Linked DNA regions of Mus musculus: region 1 is linked to region 2. The links are chromatin loops, found by intact Hi-C in ENCODE. Cell type or tissue: heart. All regions are shown on one strand.

What was found. Hi-C counts contacts between places; a loop is a spot of excess contacts. Peaks named below come from ENCODE experiments on the same cell type or tissue, not always from the same donor. Only the 100,000 strongest peaks of a DNase experiment are listed, where the experiment ranks them.
Region 1: a loop joins it to region 2, with 4 times the contacts of the local background. A loop is called at or near these places in 2 of 42 quality-filtered maps.

Annotation. Positions count from the first base shown.
Region 1 is chr1:161,194,194-161,198,193 of GRCm38, forward strand. It overlaps the pseudogene Gm6185. Among named protein-coding and RNA genes, the nearest start is that of Tex50, 37 kb to the left of the region's middle. In heart, a CTCF peak has its summit at 1,502 (motif pointing left); a DNase peak (open chromatin) is centred at 2,018; H3K4me3 peaks cover 1,220 bases; H3K27ac peaks cover 748 bases.
Region 2 is chr1:161,129,218-161,133,217 of GRCm38, forward strand. It overlaps Klhl20 (kelch-like 20), which reads right to left and starts at 2,262. Exons shown (of 12, transcript NM_001039482.1): 1 at 2,146-2,262; 2 at 1,172-1,235. The coding sequence starts at 1,179. In heart, a CTCF peak has its summit at 2,210; a DNase peak (open chromatin) is centred at 2,284; H3K4me3 peaks cover 2,069 bases; H3K27ac peaks cover 1,397 bases.

The sequences.
Region 1 (4,000 bases), 65 kb after region 2:
GTGCCTGGGATGCGGAATACATTCCCCTGACAGGTTTCTAGATGTCTCGTTAGTAGCTAGAGAAGAATGGCAGGAATCAGCACAGCGTGAAGGGGAGACATGAGCCCTGGGGACACATTTGTGGTAGCTGCAAGAGGGGGTGGGGAGGACCAAAAGCATAAGGAAGTGTTGGTGGAAATCAGGTAGATAATTTTAAAATGGCTTATTAGCACGCATTAACCATGTAACGGGCTTAGTTATGCTTTCATGATGTGTTTCAATCGTATCCACTCCTGTTAGTCTCTCCTGTCTCTTTCCCCACACTCCTTGTTCCTCTCTGCAGCCAGCCCTCCTGTCTAATGTCTTTCTGTGTGTGACCTAAGGAGTTTCATTGGGATTGTTTACCAGCGTGTAAGTGGGGGCTCACTTACATCCCTGGGGAAGTCTACATTAAGTAGATTTATCAGACTCTCACAGGGCACTCTGCCTGAGGAAGAACAGGCCCCCTGTTTACAAACCAGAGTGCAGTCAGTAAAAAAACAAAACAACACAGACAAACAAGCCAAAACCCAGATGGTTAACTCACGTTTTTCTTTCTCCCCTTTCTCTCCTTTCTTTTATGTTTAGAGTTACACATAATCATCGGACTCAGCTTTGATGTTTTTGGAAGCACCATATGTGGCTATTGGTGTACGAGAGTCATCCAGATTATATTGACCGACCTCTTTAGCAACACACTGACGAACGTTGTTCTCTGTTTCTCACTGGTGTACATGACGTTTTACCTTGGTAAGGCAAACAAACACAAGAACTGCCATCCTACTAGAGAGCCTGGGAGTCCTGGTTTGCCCTGCTCCTTTCCCCTGCTTCATGTCTTCCTCCTGTCTGTTACCACCCCCCACCCACCCACTTGTGTTTTGTCACATCACCTCTCTGTCAGATCTAGTTCTCTCCTGGCCTCTCATTGTAACCTCATGTCTTTGCGCTCCTATGTCTGGGTACTCTTAGCCCTTTGAGCTCTATTCTCTAACCCTACAGTAAGTCCATGGCAGTGCCCTAGAAGCGGAATCGTCATGGAGTTGTTTCTGTCTGGACTCTTGAGCTGCTCACCCCATAAAATGGGAAAAGTTGGCGGAGAAGTTCCCGAGGGCTTTCCAAGCTCGTCATCCTTCACTCACTAGACTAAAAGGTCCTTTCAAATAGCGATCTTTTCTTGAATCTAGAAGGTGGGAAACGAGAGTGGGGAGATCAAGAGTGCTTGTGTCAGGAAGAGAAGCTGGGGCATCGGGTAAGTTGCAGGAGTAACTGTACCCAGCCCCAGTGGGCCTTCCGTTAGTTCAGTTTTGTAAAATTGGGACTTGAGGTGTTTCAGCTCCCAGGAACCATATTAACTATGACCAAACTGCTTTTGCTCCCCTCATACACTGGAGCAACTTTAACCAATGAAGATCTCAGCCGTCTCTTACACCTCTAGCTAAGGAAAGGCAGTTTTCTTTTTCCTGTAGATATATCGCCACCTAGTGGTTGCTTACTGCCCTGAGCCAGTCAAACTAGCGAAAACATTCACGGAATGCTCGTTTCCTTCAGCTTTATTTCTTTGCTCCTTTGTGAAAGTTTTGTGGATGCCTTACTTCAGTTTTTCCACCTCCCTACCAGACTGTGAGCCTCTTGAATATGAGTGGCGCTCATAGTCAGCTCTTCACTCGATTAGTTTTTCCTCCTTTCAGCCAAGCTTAGAGTTGGTCAAATGCCCGACAGTAATTTAATACGTGCTGATCGAATGAACCAACATTCCTTCTCAATGTGTTTTTGAGTAGACAGAATCCAGATATACTCCGTCAATCAGCAACGTTGGGAAATACTTAGCCTCTTTAAGCTTGTCTCTTCTATACAATCGGTCTAACAATACTCCATTTGTGTAAGGCACTGCATGCATTAATGAAGCTTGCTATGCTTGTGAGCTGCGGCTACCCTAGGGACTGGCAAGAGCTCCTTGTGTACACAGCTCCTCCCACCTCCTTCTGAGTGACAGTTGTTCCTGGAGGGGGGCGGGGCGTGTCTCTCTCCCCAATCCCAGACACTTGTTTTTGAGCCTTTGCCAGCTCCCTACTGTGTTCAAGACAGGGTGGCTCATAAATGCTGGTTCATTTCTTCTTCCTAATAGGAATGGAGGTGTTTGCAGCCAATATTTGGTGTCCCCTTAGACAGATTAAATGGATGATAGCCAAGGGCAGAGTGCCAGGACCGGGTCGCAGAAGGCGTTTCAGCCTCCCTTTCACGTTAGAGGATTCCCAGCCCAGACACACACGTTTTCGAGTTGGGATGGGACTCTCACATAATTAACAATACAAGTTCCTTATTTTCATTTATCAATATAACCAAAAATGTTCCGTCACTTTGGCTCAAGTCATTGAAACACAGACATGGGGCTGGCGAGATGGCTCAGTGGTTAAGAGCACCGACTGCTCTTCTGAAGGTCCCGAGTTCAAATCCCAACAACCACATGGTGGCTCACAACCATCCGTAATGAAATCTGATGCCCTCTTCTGGAGTATCTGAAGACAGCTACAGTGTACTTACATATAATAAATAAATAAATAAATCTTAAAAAAAAAAAGAAATGGAAATTGGTAGTCAGTAACTTTATAAAAAATCAATTTCTTGAATGTGTTCAGAAATATATTTGAAGTCATGCTAAGAACTGATGCAGTTAATTACAAGAATAAGCTTTATTTAAAAAAAAGAAACACAAACATTTGATAAAAATGTGTTTAAAACTCAGCAAGAATATATATGATAATAAATAAATCAAGATCATATACATATGTGTATATATATATATATATATATATATGTATATCAGACAAAAATAAGAACTAGCATGTACTCAAAGAAACTGGAAATAAGAGTTTGACAGTTGTCCCCTATCAAAACATTTGCAGAACTGTTAGCTTTACTCAACTTGATTGTTGAAGTTAAATTCGTTAGGAAAGTGCATATATATATATATATATATATATATATGTATGTATATGTATATGTATGTATATATATATCCAAAGTGAAGTTAAGTGAATAGATAAATGAAAAGAATTTTGATAAGTGGTAGACCAGTGGATTAAAATCAGTACTGTAGTAGTCACAACAGTGGTTAATACTGGAATCACAAGAGTGGCCATCCATTGCCATGCACATATGCCAAGGAACATATCATCTAAGTTAATGCTTGCAATAAGGATGTGAGGTGCTATTCACCCCACTTAACACCTGCTTTGCAGACGTGGGGACATTAATGGAGAAAGGGGAGGTCACATCCCATAAGCATCGTGCTGTGCCCTGTTTGAAAGCTCTTCCACTGCTTGCTTGGATGTTCTTTCTCTTCCTTTCTGTCTACTGTCACCCTGGGCTCCTTGGAGACTCTGTAGCCCGGCACCTTTAGTATTTTTGTGTTCTAACATTCTCCCTAGACTATGTTTCAACATTTAGAGCCCAGTGAATTGCCAATTTAGTCGGGGAGAGAAGGGCAAATGCTCCAGGAAGCAGCAACGCCTGGCCCATGCAGCACAAAGTCCCAAGGTGCTGAGCGGAGATTACGTCATTTCTTTTCCCACTCGCCCTAGCCTCAGTGATGATGCAGGATTGGCAAACTGGGTCAAATCTGCTCTGAGCTAAAAAAAGCTTTATGAAAAGAGCAGAATCAAAGAATAATATCTCATGGAGATGAAGATTATTTGAAGTCTAAAGTCTGTAGTATTTTATTGGCTAGCCAACCGTCTGCATGTTACCTCCGGCTTCTTGCAGCATCATAGCTGAGGAAGGTCCCATGGCTCACAAAGGCTGGGTGTTTATTCTATTGCCCATCTCCGAAGAAGCACTGCTATTCCCTGAGCTACAGCATTAGCCAATCCCTTGAAGCAACTTTCTAAATAAGAAACGCTGCTTTCACCTTTCCTACTGATTTTTTCCTCAGGGCGAATCAGTGTATAGATTTAATCACATTTAAATTTATTTCACTTTCTTC
Region 2 (4,000 bases):
TATTTTCTTACTATAGGGTCATGAGTACTTCCTAATGCTGTATCATGGGCACACACAGCAGCAAAGTGAACAGGACAAGAGAAAGCACAACAGTTCAAAGCCACTTGATGTATCAATAACAAATCTGAAAAGGACATCGATTCTCACTCTTTACTTGAACTTCATCTTGAGATCTTGCTGCCGCTGCCTGTAAGGTGCTGGGATTTACAGGTTTGCAAGGCCACGTCCAGCCTTCCTCCTAGTCCTAAGTCCTGTCCTTATTATGATGGGATGCCTCTTTTCTATGAGGGTCTCTGTGTTGTTTATCTTTGATGTTAAGTGACATGTGACAAAATAAGTTTGTAACCATAATACAAGTCTAAACAATGAATAAATACAACTGACTTGTTTCAATAAAGATTCTAGTACAATTTCTTAAGACAGATTGAGAAAAGGCATTAGTAAATTCTGGAGGAAGGCAGACTGGCACTACATACTTTTCTATTTTTCTACATCTATTTTAGTCTTTAAGCTTTACTGTAATGCAGCTATTTTAGTAAGCATATTGATGAACCCCAGTAAAATAATCAAACCATAACTGGGAATGCAGTACAGCATCTTACAAATACTACTTTTCCTTGGCAACAGACTCCTCTATATTGTACAGGGTATTACATTTATAGTAAGCTCACAAAATTTCACACTTAATGATTATGGATAACAAAAAACTACTATGCAAAAAGGCAGATTTAAATATTAAGAACCAGAAAATCCAAACTCTTTAGAAATCTAACTCCTACATATAAAATATAAAGCTGTAGTAGGGTATGGTGGTGCACACCTTTTAATTCAGCACTTGGGAGATACTGGCAGGTGGATCTCGGATTTTGAGGGCAGTTTGGTCTACATAGCACGTTCCAAGACAGCTAGGACTGCATAATAGTTCTTGTTTCAAAGCAAACAAACGAGCAAAGAAACCCAAAAATCCCTAGACAACACAAAACAACACAACCAAATAAACGAAGTTGCTATTTTCTGACATTACTAGTTTCGATTTACTTGAAACAAGAACGATTAATTCCAAGCAGGATTTGTTAAGGTTTGTGAATAAATAATCGTAAACGATGCACTGTTAGTAGAAGCTTAATTTCAATCACTGAAATCAATGTTTCATATTCTTAAAAAGGCTTACCTGCGCATTGGCTTTCCTTCCCTGCACCATGAAAAGTATCCTTCACCGTGTTCTAAAGCCGTACCTTCAACAAGAGAGAAGTAGTAGCTTACTAAAAACTGTTCGAGTTCTCCAGCAACTTGTATAATCACTTCACTCATTTCGTCTGTAATCAGGAATCTTACATCCTAATGTAATCTTTGCGTAGATGCGCAATCATAATGTAATGCCTTTAAGAGGACTATCACTAACTAAAGATGCTAAGGTGACAGATTATATGTGAATGTGAGGGTGACTGGGAAAGCAGTCAGGATCAAAATAGTCATGATCGCTAGTTGGTGTTTTCTGCTCAAGAAGCACCTGGGGAGTTTTTTGATTTTTTAACTTCACCATCAAGTATATTTGCAGAGTAATCACTTGATACCAGCAGCAGTACTAATTTAGTGACTCGGATAGGAAAAGCATTGTTTTAGCACTGAATCCGAAGGTTGTTAACTTATTCTGAAGTGACAAGCAGGCCGGAGGCGGTTGCCTTTAAAAACAACTCCACTTCCGACCAGCCCAGCCCGGGCAGCTTGAACAAGGGCAGGGAAAGTAGTTCTAGACTACAACTCTCCCAAGCTCTCGTCTTAGTCGCCGAAATATTGTTCACCGCCAGGATCTTGCTGGCTTCCAGAGAGAAAATGGGAGGCAGAGTGCTCGCTCCCTTAGAATTCCAAGTGAAGCTGTCCAGGATGCGGAGTCCTGCGTCCCCAGCAAGCATTGCACAGCCTTGCCCTGGCTTCAAGACACCTCGGGCAGCCAGCAGCAGCGCAGCCTGGAGCCCTGAAAGGCCCGACCGAGGAACCCTACCGTCCCTTAGAGGCACGACTGACAGGCAGCCTAGAAAGCACTGCCCTGACCCCGCCGGGCAGTTCGGCAAGTTGAGCTCATAGATCTGCAAAGCGAGACCTAGGGCTCTGTTCTCCATCCCGTGCTCTAGAGCTCTGACTTACTGGCTTTGACACTTTTCTCTCTGCGGCACCCTCTCTGCCTTCTCCGCCCTCTCTGCCTCCACCTCTGGAGCCGCTAGCGCAGGCAGGATGCGGCTCCTGCAGCGATTTCCTTTCCCTGCACCCGCCCAGATCCAGAAACAGGAAGCGGTCCGATGGCTAAATCCTTCCCACGGAACTGCACGTGTTCGGGCAAGTAGTTCCGTCATGGCTCCGGAAGTAGCTGTGCCTTTCGCTGAGCGTTTCCCAGGACTGGTACCATTAGTCGATCTGACTTTTACAATATACTTAGAGAGCAACCAAATAAAATATGTATGAGGTGAGGGTTTCATTTTTGAGTATATAACTAAAAGTCTGTTGCTGATGTATTGAAAACTATACAAGGCTATTATTAACCAAAATTTCTTTAGCTGAACTTTATTTGACATCTATAGACTCTGTGCAGTTGTTTTTGATAGGAAATATACCTCATATTAATAAACTTGTAGTGGGAATGATTGGTCTTTAAATTCAACTTCTAATTCTAGTTCTATGATACACTTTGTCATTTGGCCAAGTTTTTTCTTCATATGTACCAGTGATATATAAGTAAATAATATATGTACTAGTAACAGCTATGGATACCCCATTTATTATCAAATACTTAGCATATAACATTGTGTATTAGTTTATCAGTTCTAGTATCTCTCTTATTGAAGGATTTATTACCATTTTTCCAAATGGTGGTAGCATTATGTTTCAGATAGTGCCATTCCAGTCGGTACCAAAGCGTTATGTAACTTACAAAAGGGTAAGGGTATCTACGGAGCATAGCCTGTAAGGGTTAGAGCCACAACTTGATGCCGTGTACAATGGTTCTAGATTCTGGCCACAATTATATTATATCTTCCTCCAGAAAGGTTCAAGGATTCTCGTTGGTCCATATTATTGGTACTTTCAACTTTAATTTTTTGCCAATCTGATGGGTATAAAATAGTTTAGATGTACATTTTTCTGATCCATTGAAATGGCATCTTATATGTGCACCTCTCAGGTTTCTTTTGTGTAGATTGTCTAAAAGTCATCTTCAAAGTGACTCAGATTCTTCCAAAATATGAGTCATGATTTTAATTCTTTATAGCTATACAGTTCTATAGCAAGGGAGTTATAAAAACATTAAGGAATGCTAGTAACTAAAATGGGCTTTTAAGCCAGGGTGAAAGTAATATTTCCTATTCTTAACCCATTGATTCCTTCTTAACCTACTACCCACTGTAAGCTGGCTTGTGCTTCAACTACTCTGTTTCTTTTTAAAGGGGAGGAGTTCAGTGTGAATCAGCTCTTCATATTTATGCCAATTAACAAAGTATACATAAAAATAAACATATGAAAAAACTGGCATTTCCAATTATTATAGAACTCCTACAATCCCATAGGCGTCCTCTTAGGGATCCTAAATTTCTAGTTGAAAATATACTTAGAACTGGTTTTATAATGTGTGAGTCTGGGGCAATAAACAATACTCTGGGGGCCAATGAGCTTAACTTTTAGACATTTGATGAGAAATAGTGTCCTATTTGTCATGTTTAAAGGACATAGAATCCAAGGCTTAGTTGTAAACAAGACCCATGAGACTCTTGGTTTTGTCAAATCTTCATTTCTGAGGAAATAGACATTATAAAATTAAAACACAAGTTGTGTGGTTGCTTAATTACAATATCAGTATATCTGAAAGTGATGTACAGGATTTGCATTAAGAAAATATGTAGCAGGGAATCCATATCTGGTCTCAGTGATCAGGGAAAATATGGTTGGCAGCACTTAAGATATTCCTTGGTGTTCTTTGTCCCCAGTAATTGGTACCTTATGCATGTAGCCA